Regions from separate parts of the Homo sapiens genome. Here region 1 is linked to region 2. The links are chromatin loops, found by intact Hi-C in ENCODE. Cell type or tissue: ascending aorta. All regions are shown on one strand. Links, peaks and the distances in the headings refer to the core of each region. The heading gives the core; the rest is flanking DNA.

Evidence for each region. Peaks named below come from ENCODE experiments on the same cell type or tissue, not always from the same donor. Only the 100,000 strongest peaks of a DNase experiment are listed, where the experiment ranks them.
Region 1: a loop joins it to region 2, with 2.3 times the contacts of the local background. A loop is called at or near these places in 7 of 110 quality-filtered maps.

What each region holds. Positions count from the first base shown.
Region 1 is chr11:63,674,697-63,685,878 of GRCh38, reverse strand. RTN3 (reticulon 3) reads right to left here and starts at 4,379. Exons shown (of 9, transcript NM_001265589.2): 1 at 4,101-4,379. The coding sequence starts at 4,242. RefSeq lists a silencer at 4,087-4,206. In ascending aorta, for the core only: no CTCF peak of the experiment used is centred there; DNase peaks (open chromatin) are centred at 3,328, 4,458 and 4,952; H3K4me3 peaks cover 2,941 bases; H3K27ac peaks cover 2,805 bases.
Region 2 is chr11:63,940,722-63,951,903 of GRCh38, reverse strand. NAA40 (N-alpha-acetyltransferase 40, NatD catalytic subunit) reads right to left here. Exons shown (of 8, transcript NM_024771.4): 2 at 5,969-6,064; 3 at 4,901-4,953. Among named protein-coding and RNA genes, the nearest start is that of NAA40, 7.3 kb to the right of the region's middle. RefSeq lists an enhancer at 5,932-6,861. In ascending aorta, for the core only: a CTCF peak has its summit at 5,875 (motif pointing right); DNase peaks (open chromatin) are centred at 5,923 and 6,709; H3K4me3 peaks cover 703 bases; H3K27ac peaks cover 1,181 bases.

The sequences.
Region 1 (11,182 bases), core at 1,414-9,413, 270 kb after region 2:
TATAGTAACTAATACTTCTAAAATTAATTACTGGACAGGTCAGTCAAGACAAAATTGTTTTCTGTAGGACACCAACCAATCACTTATTTTTCTTTAACTAAAATCAAGACAAGTCTCCAAAACCAAGAGGAGCTTGGTGAAAGAACATGAAGCTGGAGGATGACAGCAATACGTACAGATTTTTTTTTTAAACAATTAAGGTAATTTTTTAGCATCTACATTTTAAATAAGTTAAATTTTGGAATAACAAACTTCATCTTATTTTCATGGTGCAAAAGCCTGAGACACTTCCTTTGTGACATGAAGAAAAACATCCAGCAAGGAGGAAAGGCTTCTGCAATAAAAATGATTACAACACATTGCAGTAACTTTTTTTTTTTTTTGAGATGGAGTCTTGCTGTGTCGCCTAGGCTGGAGTGCCATGGTGTGATCTCAGCTCACTGCAACTCCCGCCTCCTGGGTTCAAGTGATTTTCCTGTCTCAGCCTCCCGAGTAGCTGAGACTACAGGTGCCCGTCACTGTGCCCGGCTAATTTTTGTATTTTTTAGTAGAGACAGGGTTCCACCATGTTGTTCAGGCTGGTCTCTAACTCCTGACCTCAGGTGATCCAACCACCTCAGCCTCCCAAAGTGTTGGGATTACAGGAGTGAGCAAGCGTGCCTGGCCCCACACTGCAGTATCTTAAGGTAAACTTTTATGTTCAAGTAGTGACCCAACAAATGAGGATCTTGCATTGGGCCCACCAAAACTGTATTAGTGCTTTTTAGACAATATGAATGCACATTTGCAATGGATAAGCATTTAAGATAAGAGTCTCTTGGCTGGGCTCAGTGGCTCATGCCTGTAATCCCAACACCTTGGGAGGCCGAGGTGGGCGGATCACTTGAGGTCAGGAGTTCAAGACCAGCCTGGCCAACATGGCAAAACCCCATATCTAGTAAAAGTACAAAAATTATCTGGGCGTGGTGGTGCATGTCTGTAATCCCACCTACTCAGGAGGCTAAGGTGGGAGAATGGTTTGAGCCCAGGAGACAGAGGTTGCAGTGAGCCAAGATCACACCACTGCACTCCAGCCTGGGCTACAGAGCGAGACTCCAAAAAGAGTTTCTCTTTAGTTTATTTCTCAAGTGTGCCTTTCTAGCTCGTAAATTTGATAATTTATTCAACAAATACTTACCAAGTACTACTATATATCACTGTTTTAAGTGCTAATAGTGATACGTGTCTACAGCACATCTAAGAAATACAAATTCTGTAATAAAATTTTACTAAGAAATAATGGGTAAAGCTGGTCACAGTGGCTCCCATCTGTAATCCCAGCACTTTGGGAGGCCGAGGAGGGCAGATCACATGAGGCCAGGAGTTTGAGACCAGCCTGGCCAACATGGCAAAACCCCATCTCTACCAAAGATATAAAAATTAACCAGGTGTGGGCCGTGTGTGGTGGCTCATGCCTGTATTCCCAGCATTTTGGGAGGCCGAGGTGGGCGGATCACGAGGTCAGGAGATCAAGACCATCCTGGCTAACACTGTGAAACCCTGTTTCTACTAAAAATACAAAAAATTAGCCGGGCATGGTGGTGGGCACCTGTAGTCCCAGCTACTGGGAAGCTGAGGCAGGAGAATGGCATGAACCTGGGAGATGGAGGTTGCAGTGAGCTGAGATCGCACCACTGCACTCCAGCCTGGGCGACAAAGCGAGACTCCGTCTCAAAAAAAAAACCAAAAAAAAAAAAAAAAAAAAAAAAACCAAAAGAAAATTAACCACGCGTGGTGGCACACGCCTGTAATTCCAGCTACTCGGGTGGCTGAAGCATGAGAATCATTTGAACCCCGGAGATGGAGGTTGCAGTGAGCCAAGATGGCTCCACTGCACTCCAGTCTGTGACAGAGCAAGACCTTGTCTAAAAAAAAAAAAAAAAAAAAAAAAAAAAAGAAAGAAAAGAAAAGAGAAAGAAATAACGAGTGGAAACCGCGGCATTTAATATTATTCGGAAAATGTAATGCAAACTCATGTACTTGGAACAGCACTTCACGATATAATTCTACTACTTTCGACAAAACACATAATTTCAGCACCTTTTCCACTATTATAAAGAGAAGTGCAAAAAATACACAATAAATAGATAAAAATTGTGACAAGGGTAGATGACATAAAAAAAGGTAAGCCAAACAGAAATATGTTATGTCATTAAATTCGTATTGCCAATTTAGGTGCCAATTAGGTTGTGGTATGCCTGTGTGTCTGTGAACAAAATACTCTTATTTCATTGGCCTACTAGGCCAGTTCTTCCATAAGTGCATTAAAAGAATGAAAAAGTTGAATCTCAAATGATTTCACCATTTAGTTATAAACAAACTAGGACTAAATTTTCAAATCTGCTAACTAAAATGACTCTTCAACACTTAACATCTGTCTTATCTTGAGCTTACAGAGCCAAATTTCTAAAACTTAGGTCTGAATCAAAAATGAAAAATCAAGAAAACCCAAAAGGTAAGTACAAAAGGGCCTACCAAACAGTAAGCAATGACAAGTGATTAAAGCAAAAAGATCAAGTTGCTAAGTTATAAGGAAGTCGCTGTTCATCTGGACCTTAGCCCAGAACACAAAAATTTGGAGAAAAGGCTGGTGGTTTAAAGGAGACAGGGTTCTAAATTTGCTGCCTCATTCTTTTATCTGCAAAAGCTTCCTGATACTGCCTGTTTCTACTGAAATGGCCATAACCACACTGAAAAAATCCAACAGGGCTCCAAAGCTCTCAGACAGGTGAAAATTCACTGCTAGAAAAACACGTAGAGAATAATACATTTAAGGTTAAGATCAGAAATTTTTTCTTTAGAACCCAAGATTCTGCCAAAGGAGACAACGAAGCATTAAAAAAAAATGATCAAAATCCTTTAACATAACTAAATAGAGAGCAAAATTATCTCTACTCTCCCGAATTTACGGCCCTGCCTTTGACAAAAGGCATTTTTTTTCCCTTCAAAGACTCCGTTCCTTTGAGAACTACCACCTGCCCATGGTGGTTTTTTTTTCCCCCCTTAAGAAGGCATCTGCACTGCAGATTTCTGCATAAGGGGAGCTTGCCAGGCAGCTCTTACCAGCAGGCAGACGCGTATACAATGCAAACTAAAGGAGGTCTGCAGCTTCGTTCTTAGTCTTTCACAGAGATGGGAGAAGGGGACTCAACCAGCCCTTGCTTTGTCTGAATGTTCTCCCCCTCCCCCTTTCTGCAATAAACACCCCCCTTTGTTATACTTCGATCAATAGTAGCCCACAGAAAACATGAAATCAAAACATGTTGATAGCTTAGCATGACTCTATTTTCTAGAATATAAGCGACTGATTGCGTGTCCCCACCCCCACGCAGCGCCAGGGAAGAGCAGGCTGTTGCAGATGCAGCCACGGATCCATCTTGGACCATTAGCAGCTCCCTCCCAAATCTTCCCTGAGCTATTCTCATCACGCCTCCTTCTACCTCGGAGCCTCAGAAAAATCCGGCATTCATGGAGTCTAGCCGAAAACAGTAAAAACAAAACAAACAAACAAAAAAAACAGGCTACAATGCTTCCATTAAACTTCCTCATCCTTCCCATGGGCAGCCAAAAATATTTTGGAGGACTATCATGAATGCTTGATTATGTCAACACCTGTCTGCAAACCTGCAATGCAACCCTTTCACCACCATCCCCTCAAAAATAGTAACAAATTGTTTCTCCCACCACCCACCTGCCCGTATCCTTTCAATCTCTCTAATCCTCACTAAATCACCCAGGTTCACCATATGCATCGAGCAACTCTCCATTTTATCCCACGAGCTGGTATTTTTCCCCACCTGCCCAGTCTTGGCGTTAACGCCCACTGGACTATCTCCCCGCCCCCAACCTGTTTTCCTCACACCCCGCTATTTCCTCACCGCCTGCACAACCTTACGTTCCCCTTCCCCTTTGCCCATTTTCCAAACGCTCGTCCCCGGGGGGCTGAAGCCGTCAGTAGTCGAGGGTAATTCGTCCTCCTCCCGCCTCGCCTCCTAATCCCCCCAGCCCCCAGGCTCCCGCTCGCCCTCTTTCCCAGGGCGGGGGCTCCCCGCGCGCCTTACCCGCACAGGAGGAGCTGCAGCTCTTCGTCCCCAGGGCGGGGCAGGCTCCTGGGCTCCCGCCGCCGCCGGGCGCGGACGGCTCGGCTCCGAAGGACGACGAGGAGATGGAATGGGACTGAGTGGCCGCCGACGGCTCCGCCATGGCTACGCGAGCGAGGGTGGGAGAAGGGTGAAAAGAGATACGGGGCGGGAGAGAGGGAGGGGAAATAGAATAATCCGGCAACTGGCTCGCTCAAGTCCCTTTACTCCGCCTGCTCCGAGGACAGACTCCGACAGACTGACTGACTCAGCCGAGCGCAGCTAGAGGGCGGGAGCGCGAGCGCGCATGCGCACAAAGGGCCCCAAGCGGGTGCCAAAGCGCGCAGCGGCGCAGGGCGCAGGCGCAAGAACCGCTCCTCTGCGCTCTTGCAGGGAAGGAGGGGCAAAGCCGGCCTCACGCGGCGCCTCGCGCGCCGAGGGTTGGGGAGCGTCCCTTGGGGACCAGACGCAAAAGGCGTATCCAAGCCCCAATCCCCGCCCACGACTGCGGCTAATCGTGGAGCTGCGGGATAGTATTCCCTCCTGCCTCTTTATGTGAATGTTTTAGGGTCGGCAGATTATGTATTTTAACGGTAGAAATGTCTTTGGGCTTCCATTATGGAAACTCTCTTTCCCGTACATTCCAGAGCCTATATCTTTTGTTTGATGCATTCCCACCTGTGACTCCAATAAAAACTGAAAACCAGAGTGTAGAGTAGGCCCACTCTGCAAGGTGCTTTGTGAATCTCACTGGCTGTGTCGTAATATCTCCTCACCGAGAGGCAGAGATGGCACGGCCCCCCATTTGGTAGGTGGAGAAAGATGCTATACAGAATGAAAAACGATTACTCATTCCAATCACATTGCAATGCAGTCGCAGAACCTGCTTCGTATTCTTATCTCGTTACTGTTGCCAGAGAAGGGTCCACCTTGGGTCTTAAGGTTCTCTTTTCCTCCGAATAGACTGTCAGATAGAGACGACATATTTTAGAGAGGGAAAAAAAATGCTGAGCTGATGAAGAAGAGCCAGGAGATAAGAAAATGTTGGCTGTGATTATGGGGGATGATAAAATTAGATATTAAAAATTCAGAATAAGGCCGCAGTCAGTGGCAGAGGCCCGTAGTCTCTGCTACGGCAGAGAAGGGAGGATCACTTGAGCCCAGGAGTTGGAGTCCAGCCTGGGCCACACAGCGAGAACCTTCCTGCCTTAAAAAAAAAAAAAAAAGTAAAAAAAATCAGAATAAGGCACAAAATACACATAATTGAATTTTATTCATAGACTAAAAGAGGTCCTTAGCAGAACATGTATTTAAAACCAGATTTCTAGCCTATATTGGATTTTGTTCATTTTTTGCTTTTCCTGGGCTGGATTGCCAAATTCGAAGCCTTCTCCCTACATCTGGTCAAAATATTGGAAAGGTGCATAGTCTTTGTTAAAGGAGGACTGTTGGCTGGGCGCGGTGGCTCACACCTGTAATCCCAGCACTTTGGGAGGCCGAGGCAGGTGGATCATCTGATGTCAGGAGTTCAAGAACAGCCTGGCCAATGTGGTGAAACCCTGTCTCTACTAAAAATACAAAAATTAGCTGGGGGTAGTGGCGGGCGCCTGTAATCCCAACTACTCGGGAGGCTGAGGCAGGAGAATTGCTTGAACTCGGGAGGCAGAGGTTGCAGTGAGCAGAGATCTCACCATTGCACTCCAGCTTGGGTGAAAGAGCAAATCTCCGTCAAATAAAAAAAAAAAAAGGAGGACTGTATCCTGGAAATAATAAAAATCAAGGCTGTCGACTGTTACTGCTAAAGCAGCAATCGATGACCCAAAGTACAATTGCAGGATCAGCAGATCCTGTAAAGATGCAGCCTCATGAAGCGGGAGGTGGTCAGCCAAGCTGCCACTGAGGGGAAAGGCGATCTGACCAGTGGAAATCTTCTAGAACAAGCTGTGTACTACATCTGCCCTTGAGTTTTTAAGGTCAGGTAAAGCCCCAGGGGGTGGGAGGATGACTCCTGGCCTTTGCAATGCTCTGAAAAAGGCATAGAAAAATATTTCCCAAAATAACTTTGTGGCTAATACCTTACCCTGGCACTTACTGCATCAGCTGATAATGCAGCAAACTGTCTCTTGGATGGCAAAGGGAAATAATAGCAGATCGGATAACCAAGCCAGTTATCTACCCATTCTGATACGTGCATATGTTTTTTTAAAAATCGCATTATTAGGGGAGCTGTTTTCTTCTTCCTTCCTTCTTTCTTGTCTATTAAACGCTCTGCTCCTTAAAACAAAACAAACAAACAAAAATCTACATTATTAAGTGCTAGATAAGGAAATAAATGATGCTGGTAGCTAACTCTGACAGCACTTGCTACAATCTGGAGACTCCAGCTGGAAGGAAGTCCATTTTCCTAATATGTAGCAGCAGAGAAGTTAAAAAGCAAGATATGCACGTGGTCTTACTGGTCTTTTCAGACCCTTCAGACATTTTTTTTTTTGAGATGGAGTCTTGCTCTATTGCCCAGGCTGGAGTGCAGTAGTGCCATCTTGGCTCACTGCAACCTCCGCCTCCCGGGTTCAAGCAGTTCTGGTTCAGCCTCCTGAGTAGCTGGGATTACAGGCACATGCCTCCATGTCCGGCTAATTTTTGTATTTTTAGTAGAGGCGGGGTTTCACCATGTTGGCCAGGGTGGTCTTGAACTCCTGACCTCGGGTGATCCTCCTGCCTCAGTTTCCCACACCTGGGATTATAGGCGTGAGCCACTGTGCCCGGCCAGTTCTATGAATGTGTATTGATCATGTGCTGTGTGTATAACACAATTCTGGGAACTTTGAAGAGACCTCCAAAATATGTTAGTCTTGTCTTCAATGAGCTTACAAGCTAGTTAGGACAAAAAACATACTCACATAAAGTTAAATAATATAAATTAAATAGCAACTAAAAACAACCCCAAACACCATAAAACCATAGTGCTTTGATTAGATGGCAAGTAAATTAAATGAATTTAAAAGAGAGGGGCCAGGCGCAGTGGCTCACGCCTGTAATCCCAGCACTTTGGGAGGGCAAGGTAGGCGGATCACCTGAGGTCAAAAGTTTGAGACTAGTCTGGCCAACATGGAGAAACCCCATCTCTACTGAAAATACAAAATTACCCAGGCATAGTGGTGTGTACCTGTAATCCCAGCTACTCGGGAGGCTGAGGCACGAGAATCACCTGAGCCTGGGAGGCAGAGGTTGCAATGAGCCAAGATCATGCCACTGCACTCCAGCCTGGGCAACACAGTGAGACTCCACCTCAAACAAAAACAAAAACAAAAACAAAAACAACGAGGGGAAGGAATTACCATGAAGTTGTAGTGGCTTAGGGAGGTTTTTTTTTTTTTTCTGTCACCCAGGCTGGAGTGCAGTGGTGCGATCTCGGCTCACTGCAACCTCTGCCTCCCAGGTTTAAGTGATTCTCCTGCCTCAGCCTCCCGAGTAGCTGGGACTACAGGTGCGTGCCACCGTGCCTGGCTAATTTTTTGTATTTTTAGTAGAGACGGGGTTTCACTGTGTTAGCCAGGATGGTCTCGATGTCCTGACCTCGTGATCTGCCTGCCTCGGCCTCCCAAAGTGCTGGGATTACAGGCGTGAGCCACTGCGCCCAGCCAGGAGGTTTTGTGAAGATGCTCAAAGTTAGATAGGTGTTTGGAATTGTAAGGAAGTCATTAAAAGCAGAAAAGGATGGTATGAAGCAAATACAGGGGTTGCTTTTGTGAATGTATACAAAAAAAGTACTCTTCTGGGCAGATGAATCACAAAAAAGAACCTCTTTCTCCCAGCCCCACCCATGATACAGTTCCATGCTGATTTGGCTAGCAGAACCTCACCTAGATTTGATCCCCTCTTGCCCCTTGTCTCCACAAGCTGCCTTGGTGTAACACTCAGACTGTACAGCCATATGTGGTGGCTAAAGGCTCAGACGTGAGCGTGTATAAGGTGTCTTGGGTGTTGGTTAGACCAAATTGGCTGGAGCTGAAGGCTTGAATTAGGACAGGAGGGAAGATATAGGGATAACATCTAAAATGAGGAAGATATGTTGGGGCCAGTTTTTGGAGAAGCAGTAGTATTGAACCAAAGAACTGAGGCTTTGTCTTAAGAATAATGGGGATTGAGTGGAAGTTTTTGGTGGGAAATGGCTCAGCTGGGATTTTTTTTTTCCTTTTTTTTGTCCAAGATGGGATTTTTTTTTTTTTTGAGATGGAGTCTCACTCTGTCACCCAGGCTGGAGTGCAGTGGCATGATCTCAGCTGACTGCACCCTCCACCTCCTGGGTTCAAGTGATTCTTCTGCCTCAGCTTCCCGAGTAGCTGGGACTACAGGCCCATGCCACCATGCCTGGCTAATTTTTATATTTTTAGTAGAGACGAGGTTTCACCATGTTGGCTAGGCTGGTCTTGTACTCCTGACCTCGTGATCTGCCTGCCTCAGCCTCCCAAAGTCCTGGGATTACAGGCGTGAGCCACCGCGCCCGGCCCAAGATGGAATTTTTAAAGTGCTCCCTGGCTGTCATGGTGGCTCACCTCTGTAATCCCTACACTTTGAGAGGCCAAGGCAGGAGGATGGCTTGGGCCCAAGAGTTCAAGACCAGCCTGGACAATATAGCGAGACCTCATCTTGAAAAATAAAATAACTCCAGGCGCGGTGGCTCACGCCTGTAATCCCAGCACTTTGGGAGGCCGAGGTGGGTGGATCACGAGGTCAGGAGATCGAGACCATCCTGGCTAACACAGTGAAACCCCGTCTCTACTAAAAATACAAAAAATTAGCCGGGCTTACTGGCGGGTACCTGTAGTCCCAGCTACTCAGGAGGCTGAGGCAGCAGAATGGTGTGAACCCGGGAGGTGGAGCCTGCAGTGAGCCGAGATCGCGCCACTGCGCTCCAGCCTGGGCAACAGAGCGAGACTCCATCTCAAAAAAAAAAAAAGAAAGAAAAATAAAGAGCACACTGGAGTATGGCCATTTCTCTGAAGTTCCCTTGAACACCTGAGGCGCTGTGCTAGGTCTCTTATTCTTTGGCCCTGTCTTTATAGGACTGGTATTTTTGTGTGCATGTGTGAGTACGTAGTAAGGACTGGTATTTTTTTTTTTTGAGACGGAGTTTTGCTCTTGTTGTCCAGGCTGGAGTGCAATGGTGCGATCTTGGCTCACCGCAACCTCTGCCTCCCGGATTCAAGCGATTCTCCTGCCTCAGCCTCTGGAGTAGCTGGGACTACAGGCATGTGCCACCACACCCGGCTAATTTTGTATTTTTAGTAGAGACAGGGTTTCTCCATGTTGGTCAGGCTGGTCTCGAACTCCTGACCTCAGGTGATCCACCCGCCTCGGCCTCCCAAAGTGCTGAGATTACAGGCATGAGCCACCACTCCTGGCCAGGACTGGTATCTTATACAGATAATTTCTTTATTTTCGAGACGGAGTTTTGCTCTTGTCGCCCACACTGGAGGGCAATGGCATGATCTCAGCTCACTGCAACCTCCGCCTCCTTAGTTCAAGCAATTCTCCTGCATCAGCCTCCCCACTGGCTAGGATTACAGGTGCACGCTACCAAGCCCAGCTAATTTTTATATTTTTACTAGAGATGGGGTTTCACCATGTTGGCCAGGCTGTTCTTGAACTCCTGACCTCTGGTGATTGGCCCACCTCAGCCTCCCAAAGTGCTGGGATTACAGGCTTGAGCCACTGTGCTCGGCCTATACAGATAATTTCCCAGTTTAACTTCTAAGCCATCTAATTACCCTATATTTTCTTGACTTTTAGAAAAAATTATATATTTTATTTTATTTTTAAATTTTTAAAAATTATATATTTTAAATTAAGACATTTGAAGGGCGGGCGCAGTGGCTCACACCTGTAATCCCAGCACTTTGGGAGGCCGAGGTAGCCAGACTGCCTGAGGTCAGGAGTTGGAGAACAGCCTGCCTAACATCGTGAAACCCTGTCTCTACTAAAAATACAAAAAAATTAGCCGAGCCTGGTGGCACATGCCTGTTGTCCCAGCTACTCAGAAGGCTGAGGCAGGAGACTCGCTTCAATCTGGGAAGCAAAAGTTGCAGTGAGCCAAGATTGCGCCACTGCACTCCAGCCTGGGCGACAGAGTGAAACTCTATCTCAAAAAAAAATTTGATATGTAGTCACAGATCATTCATATATACGTACACAAATATTCAGGAATATATATATTGTAAAGTTTTATCACTAACTCCCTCCACTCCTCTACACACATATAGGTAGCTACTATTAGGATTTTCTCTTTTTTTTTTTTTTGAAATGGAGTCTTGCTGTGTCGCCCAGGCTGGAGTGCAATGCTGCGATCTCAGCTCACTGCAAGCTCTGCCTCCTGGGTTCACGCCATTCTCCTGCCTCAGCCTCCCAAGTAGCTGGGACTACAGGCACCCGCCACCACGCCCAGCTAATTTTTTGTATTTTTAGTAGAGACGGGGTTTCACCGTGTTAGCCAGGATGGTCTCGATCTCCTGACCTCGTGATCTGCCTGCCTCGGCCTCCCAAAATGCTGGGATTACAGGCGTGAGCCACCGAGCCTGGCCACTATTAGGATATTCCTGTGGCAAACATAAGCAAAGGTGAATATAGCAAATCTGTATCCTCATCCCCACTGCCTTTTTTTTTTTTTTTTTAGTGGAGTCGCTCTGTCACCCAGGCTGGAATGCAGTGGTGGCATGATCTTGGCTCACTGCAACCTCTGCCTCCTGGGTTCAAGCCATACTCCTGCCTCGGCCTCCCAGGTTGCTGGGATTACAAGCATACACCACCATGCCTGGCTAATTTTTGTATTTTTAGTAGAGACAGTGTTTCACTGTGTTGGCCAGGCTGGTCTTGAACTTGTGACCTTAAGTGATCCATATGCTTCAGACTCCCAAAGTGCTGGGATTACAGGCATGAGCCACTGTGCGCTGTCCCCCGCCCCCACTTTCTTTCTTTCTTTCTTTCTTTTTTTGGAGGTAGGGTTTGCTCTGTTGCTCAGGCTGTAATGCAGTGCTACAATTATGGCTCACTGCATCCTCTACCTC
Region 2 (11,182 bases), core at 1,819-9,818:
TTTGTTATAAACACTCATGTCTTCTGTTATTTAGTTCCTGCCCTTAGGCATTTTTCCTGTTGCTGTAATTTCTGAGCTGACTCCTCACTAGGCTCCCATGGGACCCCATTCCTCTTATCTACCAATTGCGCCTTCAAAACCACTGGGTGACCCTAGGTCCTTCGAGAAGACTACGGCTCAACACGCCCCACCCCGCCCCAGGAGTCCTGCCTGCCTCATCTGAGCAGGGGGGATACTCTCAGCTGATCAAACAGATTGAGGCAGGAATGGTGGCTCACACCTGTAATCCCAGCACTTTGGGATGCCAAGGCATATGGATCACCTGAGGTCAGGAGTTCGAGACTAGCCTGACCAACATGGTGAAATCCCGTCTGTACTAAAACTACAAAAAAATTAGCTGGGCATGGTGGTGGGTGCCTGTAATCCCAGCTACTCGGGAGGCTGAGGCAGGAGAATCGCTTGAACCTGGGAGGCGGAGGTTGCAGTGAGCCAAGATCGTGCCATTGCACTACAGCCTGGGCAGTGAGAGCGAAACTCTGTCTCCAAACAAACAAAAAAAAACCGGGTGAAGCAGGCTTCAGCCCAACACTGTTTTTCTAAACCCACAAATGCCTAAGTGTTAAGGTATCTGTTTCTAAATGAAATTTAAGTAAAAAACAGTTAAACTCCTTGACTGATCTGTGAAATCACATTCCCTAGAGAGCACTACATTCTGAAAGGACTAGAGTCAGCAAACTCTAAGCCTTTAAAGAGCTCCCGTATCAATACCTTTCAGTGACCTTTGACACAACCCCCAGAGGATGTACGCACTGGAATCCCATCACCTCTACTGACTGGCACACCACACTCAGCCTTATGAATTCAGAACTCCCTGCCCCTGAAGCATCTTCCTTTCTTTATCACCCACTTAGCCATCACAGCTGCCCAAACACAGCACTGCACCTATCTTAACTATAAAATGTCCAAAGCCCACCTGCAGGTACGAATTCTCCATTAAAGTACATGAAAGTAAGATCACAACCACAGGAACCACACAAAATTCAAGGCACCAGAGGAGCCCAGACTTGGCTGGCAATGCCTGTTTTGGAGCTATTCCACATTTCTGGAAGTCAATGGGAATACGGAATATGAAAACACTATGAGGCCGGGCACAGTGGCTCACGCCTGTAATCCCAGCACTTTGGGAGGCCGAGGCGGGCGGATCATGAGGTCAGGAGTTCGAGACTAGCCTGGCCAACATAGTGAAACCCCATCTTTAATAAAAATACAAAAAATTAGCCGGGCGTGGTGGGGGGTGCCTGTAATCCCAGCTACTCCGGCGGCTGAGGCAGGAGAATTGCTTGTACCAGGGAGGCAGAGGTTGCAGTGAGCCAAGATCATGCCATTGTACTCCAGCCTGGGCGAGACTCTGTCTCAAAAACAAAAACGAAAACACTATGAGATATCACAATATGGGATATCTAAAGTATGTCAAAAGACTTTCCAGGCCGGGCGCAGTGGCTCACGCCTACAATCTCAGCACTTCGGGAGGTTGAGGCAGGTGGATCACCTGAGGTCAGGAGTTCGGGACCAGCCTGGCCAACATGGCGAAACTCCGTCTTTACTAAAAATACAAAAATTAGCAGGGCGTGATGTCATGTACTTGCAGTCCCAGCTACTCAGGAGGTAGAGGCAGGAGAATCACTTGAACCCAGGAGGCAGAGGCTGCAGTGAGCCGAGATCGTGCCACTGCACTCCAGCCTAGGCACAGAGCGAGACTCTGTCTCAAAAAAAAAAAAAAACAAAAAAAACCTCATACCAGCTGCTACTTACTGAGCTGCATATATTCTCTTTCTTCCTTAAAAAAAACCTTCCAAGTTTGGCTGGGCACGGTGGCTCACACCTGTAATCCCAGCACTTTGGGAGGCCGAGGCGGGCGGATCACAAGGTCAGGAGATCGAGACCATCCTGGCTAACACGGTGAAACCCCATCTCTACTAAAAATACAAAAAATTAGCCGGGCGTGGTGGCGGGTGCCTGTAGTCCCAGCTACTCGGGAGGCTGAGGCAGGATAATGGCGTGAATCCGGGAGGCTGAGCTTGCAGTGAGCCGAGATGGCGCCACTGCACTCCAGCCTGGGTGACAGAGCAAGACACCATCTCAAAAAAAAAAAAAAAAAAACAGCTTGCAAGTTTGGCATCATCATCCTATTTGACAGGTAAGAAAATGAGGCTTGAGGAATATGAGTGACTTCTCCAAGTAGAGTTATTAAGAAGCCCAGCTACAATTCAATCCCCCAGAGCCCCAGTTTATCCCCAAGCCAAGATGTTACATTCTGGAAGCACAACTCATCAACAGCATCTCAGGTAAGGCAGATTATACTTCCTATTTTAGAAACCAAAACGAGAAAAAAACGTGAGGGGGCCTTCACTCCAGAGCCTATAGTTAACTGGATCAGTAATAGTAACAGCAAACAGGGTGAGGGTTGAAAATTTACCTATTGGGTACGATGATTACTATTTGGGTGATGGGTACACTAGATGCCCAACCCCACCACTACACAGCTGCACATGTACCCCGCGAATCTAAAATAAAATTTTAAAATAAAATAACAGCAAACACTTATCTAGCTTTTATTATGCTGCAGGAACTAACACTTTACATCTTATCCTCCTGACAAGTCCATGAGAAAGGTACTATTATTAGAACCATTTTTGGTTTTTGGGTTTTTGTTTTGTTTTGAGACAGGATCTTGCTGTCACCCAGGCTAGAGTGCAATGCTGCTACCATGGCTCACTGCAGCCTGCATCTCCCAGGCTCAAGCAATTCTCCCACATCAGCCTTCTCAGTAGCTGGGAATACAGGCATGTGCCACCATGCCCAGCTAATTAAAAAAATTTTTTTTTTGTAGAGACAGGGTCTTCCTATGTCGCCAGGACTGGTCTTGGACTCCTGGGCACAAACGATCCTTCCAACCTCAGCCTCCCAAAGTGCTGGGATTACAGGTATGAGCCACCACACCTGGCCCAGGCCCATTTTTAAATAGAAAATTGAGGAACAGAAAGGTTAAGTAATTTGTTCAGGGTCAGCTGGGCACAGCACTTTAGGAGGCCGAGGTGGGAGGATCACTTGAGGACAGCAGTTTGAGACCAGCCCGGGCAACATAGGCAAGACCCCTTCTCTACCAAAAAATATATACATTTTTTTGAGATGGAGTCTTGCTCTGTTGCCCAGGCTGGAGTGCAATGGCGCAATCTTGGCTCACTGCAAGCTCCGCCTCCCGGGTTCACGCCATTCTCCTGCCTCAGCCTCCCGAGTAGCTGAGACTACAGGTGCCCGCCACCATGCCTGGCTAATTTTTTATATTTTTAGTAGAGACGGGGTTTTACCGTGTTAGCCAGGATGGTCTCGATCTCCTGACCTCGTGATCCGCCCACCTCGGCCTCCCAAAGTGCTGAGATTACAGGCGTGAGCCACCACGCCCAGCAAATATTTTTCTTTTTAAAGAAGAAAAGTAATTTGTTCAGGGCCAAATAGCCAGGAATTGGCTTTTAACAATTATACTGTATACTCAGGGAAAGAGCACTAGATTGGAAATTAAAAGCCCCTCAGCTGTCAGGGGAAACTCCATAAACTCAGAAAGCTCATTTGACTCTCTGGGCCTCAGTTTCCCATGCATTAAATGTGAGTGTCAGCCTAGATAATTTTCCAAGTTTGTTTCAGCTCAATGATTCTTTGCAGAGAGAATAATCAGTCCTGAAGAGACATCAGGCCAGGCGCGGTGGCTCACACCTGTAATCCCAGCACTTTGGGTGGCTGAGGCAGGTGGGTCAGTTGAGGTCAGGAGTTCGAGACCAGCCTGGCCAACATGGTGAAACCCCATCTCTACTAAAAATACAAAAATTAGCTGGGCGCAGTGGCTCACACCTGTAATCCCAACACTTTGGGAGGCTGAGACAGGTGGATCATGAGGTCAGGAGTTCAAGACCAGCCTGGCCAAGATGGTGAAACCCTGACTCTACTAAAAATACAAAAATTAGCTGGACGTGGTGGCGGGTGCCTTTAATCCTAGCTATTTGAGAGGCTGAGACAGAGAATTACTTGAACCTGGCAGAGGTTGCAGTGAGCCGAGATCGCACCACTGCACTCCAGCCTGAACGACAGAGTGAGACTCCGTCTCAAAAAAAAAAAAAAAAACCCACAAAAATTAGTGAGGTGTGGTGGCACGCACCTATAATCCCAGGTACTTGGGAGGCTGAGGCAGGAGAATCGGCTGAACCCAGAAGGCGGAGGTTGCAGTGAGCCGAGATTGCGTCACTGCACTCCAGCCTGGGTGACTAAGCAAGACTCCATCTCAAAAAATAAAAGAAAAATTTATCTAAAGAGACATCAGTCTGAGATTAAGTGCAATCTTTGCTCATTTATGGATTCTTCTGCCACCCTACCTGGGGGATTTTATATCAATATAGGGCACGAGTCAGTTTCTGCTTTTGTTTTGTTTTGTTTTGTTTTGTTTTGAGATGGAGTTTCACTCTTGTTACCCAAGCTGGAGTGCAATGGTGCTATCTCGGCTCACTGCAACCTCTGCCCCCCGGGTTCAAGTGATTCTCCTGCCTCAGCCTCCCGAGTAGCTGGGATTACAGGCGATCGCCACCGTGCCAGCTAATTTTTTGTATTTTTAGTAGAAATGGGGTTTCACTATGTTAGCCAGGCTGGTCTCGAACTCCTGACCTCATGTGATCCACCCACCTCGGTCTCCCAAAGTGCTTGGATTACAGGCGTGAGCCACCGCACCCAGCCCTGTTTTTTCGTAAATACGAAGAACAATGAGAAAATTTGTGTCTGAGGAAGCCTACTCTGGAAAGGGAATTCCTGAAGACACTCGAGGAGACAGCAGTTGGTAATGCTCAATGTGACTCACCCGTTTCTATCATATTTCTTGAACACTGGGAAAGCCTCCAGAGGGTCTCCAAGCTGTGGAGGGAAAGAAAAGAGGAACAGCACAGACAAGTGGGGCGGAGGTGCAGATCCTATCCCAAGAGCTGTTGTCTTGGAGTGGGATGCTGTGGGGACCCACAACGGGAGACTAACTTCAGAACCAGGAGCAGCCTCCCAAAACCCACCATTTGCCTAGCTCTGAAGTCACATGTGCGAGGAAGGCTTTGGTGGAAAGGCCCAGGAGAGTTAAGTTTGGCATCACCTGACAGGGCAAGAGGAGACCTCATTAGCCTGTGGGCATACAACCTGCTCACAGCACAGCTAACCCAAAGAAGAGGCTACCTGATCTGCTGCACACTGACTTTACCTGGTTACAACTCCAAATGGAAAATCAAGCCCCTGAGCCACATCCTTATAAATGAGTGTTTACTATGAGTGGGTTAAAAGAATGACCAAAAAATGGGATACTAAATGGAGGCAGGGGCTGGGCACTGTGGCTCACGCCTGTAATCCCAGCACTTTGGGAGGCCAAGGCAGGTGAAATGCTTGGGCTCAGGAGTTCAAGACCATCCTGGGCAACAAGGCCAAACCCCGTCTCTACAAAAATTACCCGGGTGTGGTGGTGGGCACCTATAGTCCCAGCTAATTGAGAGGCTGAGGTGGGAGGATCACTTGGGCCCAGGCGGCAGAGGCTGCAAGGTTGAAGTGAGCCGAGATAGTGCCACTGCATTCCAGCCTGGATGACAGAGTGAGACCCTGTCTCACACAAAAGAAAAAAAAATTATCTAGATCCTCCTCTATTCATAAGGAAGAAGATCCACAGGGAGGCAGCCACTTCACTGGAATCCACGTTTTCCCAAACACCTGGGCCAACTGCTGGCGCCAACTTCCAACACACAGGTATGAGCTCAGTTCCCTGCACAGCAAGGAGGCAGAGGCGGTGTGGGTGGGTAGTGTCACAATTCTGCCACAGGGTGGAGACAAAATAAGTCAAATTATAAACCAAGCTGAAGTCCCAGGAGGCAGGGACTGGGAAGAAAGGGAGAATCACCCTGTTGGCAGCGTCCACTTTGGCACAAACGGCATCCATGGCTGCTCGCTCCTCCAACCGCTTCTGCTTCTTCTCCTTGGCTTTGCTTGACTTTCTCTGCAACAGGGAAAAGCAACGTTAGCTGGAATGGCTGTGGCCAATCAAGCACTGACTTTCCCTTTAAGGAATCGAAGGGCCCTGCATCCACAGGCCTGGCCCAGCAGTGAGAAATTTCCCACCTCTGCTGCCACACATTTGGAGGGGCGGAAAGACCCAAGCAGGTCATTTTGTAGTGGGGAGTCCTCAGAGGTCACCAGACTTCTCAGCTTCCCTTCAGAAAGAGCACTGGCCGTCCTGACACAGACACTGTGGGGACCCAGCGAAACAGCTGACAACGCCTACAGCAGGCCAGCCCCCAGCAGGCACTTAGTAAATATTCACTCACCCGCTCCCTCCTAAGGAGGGAACACCCAACTTTAGACACACTGAAGACCGCTTCAGGGAGGAGACAGCATCTAAGGTAGCCGTTGATGGCTGTTCCTAAGTTTATTCAAAGCCTTTTCGGTGTCTTCCAGCTTTGGGAGACAAAGATCTGGTTGGCCACAGCTCCTGTGGGAGCCGGGTCTCATTTCAAGTGGGGGCCACCGTGTTCGGACTCAAGGACACAGAGCCATTCCCAGAAGCCCTGCTCAGTTAAGGCCAACGAGTGACAGGGCACACCCAGTGACAGGGCAGAGGGCAGGGGCCCAAAGGGTTCACCTCAGGACACAGATGACACATGGCCAGCAAGACGAAGCTGCAGGCACACAGTCAGCAGCAGGGCAGCAGAGGAGCAGCAAGTGGGGATTCTCCTGGCATAGAGCAGCGAATGGCAAATTGCCCACAGCTGCTTCTAGATCAGGTCCTGTTTTGAGGCCGACGTGAGATTCTCTCAGGCCTAAGACCCACTCACCCTATTGTGAAAAGCCAGGTAACACACGGCAAGAGCCAGGCTCTGACACCTGGCAGGCCTCATCCAAAACCTCCTTTTTTCTCTTCTTTTTTTTTTTTTTTTGAGATGGAGTCTCACTCTTTCACCCAAGCTGGAATGCAGTGGTGAGATCTCGGTTCACGGCAGCCTCTGCCTCCTGGGTTCAAGCGATTCTCCTGCCTCAGCCTCCCAAGTAGCTGGGATTACAGGAGCGCACCACCATGTCCAGCTGATTTTTGTATTTTTAGTAGTGACGGGGTTTCACCAAGTTGGCCAGGCTGGTCACTAACTCCTGACCTCAAGTAATCCGCCTGCCTCAGCCTCACAAAGTGCTGGGATTACAGGCGTGAGCCACTGCGCCAGGGCTGTCCAAAGCCTCTTCCTGCTCTCCACCCTCTGCAGTGCTAGGACGAGGCACAGCACTTCTCTGAGCCTCCCCTGGCTTGATGACTGAGGGTCCTTATGAGGGTTAATATGGTATGTGTTCAATAAAAGGCTATTCTCATTCTCTCTCCCCAGGACAACAAGAGAGCACAGGCATGCAGACTGCATGCACCACCCAGCTGGTCCCCAGAAGGCATCCCAAAGGCACTGGTAAGTTGGCTCTGCTTTTTACCAATAGAGCAGCCTCTTTTGACACCTCCCCCCCAACACCCCTCCTTTCCCTGAGCTCTCTGGAGAGGTTTGACAACTCCCAATTACATCTAGCCCTGACACGGACTGGCCCCAGGAAAGGACACTCAGAGCGATTAACCTTCTGCATGAGTTGAAAAACCAGATGCTGGGGAAGTTCTCAGAATCAGTTCTACCCACTATTTTCCAAGGAATGACACTGCTTACCTCCTACTTTAATCAACCAAGAAGAAAGGAGTTCAGATACCAGGAACTCACAGGGATTGTTCTTATAGCCACAAACTCTACCAACACCAGCTATTAATTATCTCATGGCTGAGCGCTGTGGAACACAGGCAAGATCTCATATCTTACCTCCCTAGAGGAAGGAACAAAATAGAGAATAGACTGTCTTCATAAGGCTGGACTCCTGGAACAGAACTAGCCTCCCTCTACCATGGACAGGTTTAGAGCATTCATCTTTTTCTCTGGAAATTTAGATTTCAAGACAACACAGAGATAAAGCTTGCAAAGTACCTTTACAAACATTATGTTTCTTTTTTTTTCTTTATTTTTTTTAGAGATGGGGGAGTCTCACTATGTTGCCCAGGCTAGTCTCAAACTCCTGAGCTCAAGCGATCCTCCTGTCTTGGCCTCCCAAAGTGCTGGGATTACAGGTGTGAGCCACCACACCCGGCCTAGGTTATGGTTTCAATTATCAGGGCAGAAACTATCACTTCCCTTTACACAATAGGAAACTGAGCCTTGAAGAGACAATGTGACCACTCAGTTCTGCAGTGAATAAAGGGCAGAGGGGAGACTCAATCCCAGGGATGGGCTGCAGATCATGTTTGTTCCACTGGCCACACTGTCCCCTACTGAGGCGCCTATGTCCTGCATAGTGGACTTCCACTTGGTCATCAACAAAGATTCTTGCACCCTGCCACGATAAGGCCTGGGCTTCAGAAGCCCTCAGCAACCACTCGGCAACTCCTTTCTCATTGCCTGGCTGGTTTGGTAACAGCGTGCCAACACAGTGCCGCTATACACCCTACCCTCTGCACTGAGGCAGAGGTGAGGGACAGAGAAGCGTCGGATGGAAGGTGTCCAGGGCTGCACCATGGGGCAGAAGAGCATGAGCTTTGGCGTCAATCAGATTGGGCCTATGCTCTTCCTGACACCCCCAGAATGACTTATGAAAGCAACTCCATCTCCATGAAGATGGGGGTACAAATGTTGGCCTCTTGGAGCTGTAAGGGCAGGTTAGAAGCCAGCACACCTTCAGTGCAGGTACAAGCTCCCTTACTCCACCCTACATGCTTGTTCTCTTATACAGGGCTCAGGGATCAAAGGTGCTGGAGGGCAAGGGTAACGCCCAGAACCCAGAAAGCACTGAAGCCTGGGTTCCCTCCATCTCACTTCTAAGCATGAGCAGTAATTCCCAAGAACAAGCAGCAGGAGGGCCAGCCGGGCCTCTAGTAGATTTGTGGGCTCATTCATGTAGACCTGGCAATCCTCAGAGCAAGGCCTGGAGCTGCCATGGCCTGAGACCGCAATAACTCAAGAACCCCTTACGAGCTCCGCTGCCTGCCCATGGGGCAGAAGGCAGGGTGCAGCCAGCTGGGCCAGACAGGCAGGGAGGGGCCGCACTAGGAAAAGTGGTCTCCTACTGTTCCAATTAGCTTTGCCCCTGCCTTGTGGAAGTAAGGCTGTCCTACAGGGACACAGGAAAATGCTCCTAATTAAAATGGATAATAAGCACAGTGAACAGTAAAGCTCACTGTGGTTAAGTGTCTTTTCCAAGGGAGCTTTGTACAAAAAAAGAGAGTGCGGGATTTTGAATCAAAAGACCTGGATTTGATTCTCAGCTCTTTCACTTACTAGCTGCGTGACTTCAGGCAAGTTACTTAAGCTCTTTTCAGCAAGTTGCTCAAAATTTCTCTCTCAGTTTTCTTCTCCATAAAATGGGGCTCGCAATGTCTACACCAACAGTCGCAGGAGGGGACTTCTGTTTACAAAGACCTCCCTCAGATCTTCTGCCGGTGCTTTAATAAAGGTGATCTATTTTACTTTTCACAACCCAGCATGGTAGGTGTGACTACTTCTTTGATGAGAAACCTGAGGCACAGAGAGTTAAGGAACTTGCAGGGTCACAGAGGCGGTGAGGAGAGTTCTCAAAGCGGTCTCTTCCTCCCACTCCCTCCAACTCTCCCCATGAGGTGAGGGTAGATCCGCTTTATCTGGCTATGTTCACCCAGTGCTCACCAAACAGCAGATACTCAGTTCACATCTGCTGAATGAATCATCCAAGATCCAAATCCACGTTTGAACCCTAAAGTCATGCTCCTTCCACCATGTCACAATCACATGTATATGGCATTTTTTGTTATAAAGTGTTACATAAATGTTTCCATGTGCAGTGTAAAACTCTTCCCCTTACTATTCCCATTGAAAAAGTAACTCCACACACAGTTCTACGACTGGAAGGGGTCATAAAGACAAATTAAAAAAAACACACCCAGGCTGGGCGCGGTGGCTCATGCCTATAACCCCAGCACTTTGGGAGGCGGAGGTGGGTGGATTACCTGAGGTCAGGAGTTCAAGACCAGCCTAGCCAACATGGTGAAACCCCGTCTCTACTAAAAACAGAAAAAAGTAGCCAGGCATGATGGTTAATACCTGTAATTCCAGCTACTCGGGAGGCTGAGGCAGGAGAATCACTTGAGCCTGGGAGGCAGAGATTGCAGTGAGCTGAGATTGTGCCACTGCACTCCAGCCTGGGCAAAAAGAGCACAACTCTGTCTAAAAAAAAAAGGAAAAGAAAAGAAAAGAAACATCCAGATGGGAGGAGGAGCCACTTTTCAGAAAAAGAATTTGGCATCTCTTAGATTTTCAGTATCAATGTCTCTACCCCATATACTATCCAATATCCAAAAAGAATCTGTTTTTGGTGAAGCAAGAGAAATATAAATTCTAACTCCTGAAAGATGACACAAATGTGGCAACTAGGACACGTGTGTGGCAACTGAAGAGAAAGCGCTCCATCTGAAGCCTCACTCAGCCTGAGGCCAGGCTCTGCCACAGGGTAACTACAAGGAATGATGACTTCCCCAGCACCCACAGTTGTGGAATGAGGGTGATGAGACGGTTCCAGCTGTTTCAGGGAGGAGAATTCAAGTCTCTCTTACTGTCAATTTTAGGCCAGAAGAGACTTTGTAGGGTCTCATGTGAGAAACACATCTGTAAAGTATAAGATTGAGGCCCTAAAGGAAGCAAGGATCGCAGAATCTCTGGGGCATATTTCTTTTTTCCTTCACCCTGTCTTATGGTGTTGAGGGCCTGCTATTTCAGTCCAACCAACGAGGAAGTGTTGAACTAGAACGGCATGTTACACTTCTTGTTTTCTGCTTAATCCGCAGTGGCTGCTTCTGGTTAGACAGTTACTAAGGGACACAGGTTTCATTTAGTTTCAACAATGGCTGTGTCTAGGACCTTTCACCAAAATTTAGGTTAAATATGCCTAAGGTCTCTAGACTTGGTTTTCTACATATGAAGTACGTAATACCCAAAACTATTTGTTAAAACACGATGACTGTTTTGACACGGATTAGACAACTATTTTTGTCTAATAAGTTGATTTGTTCAGTCGATAA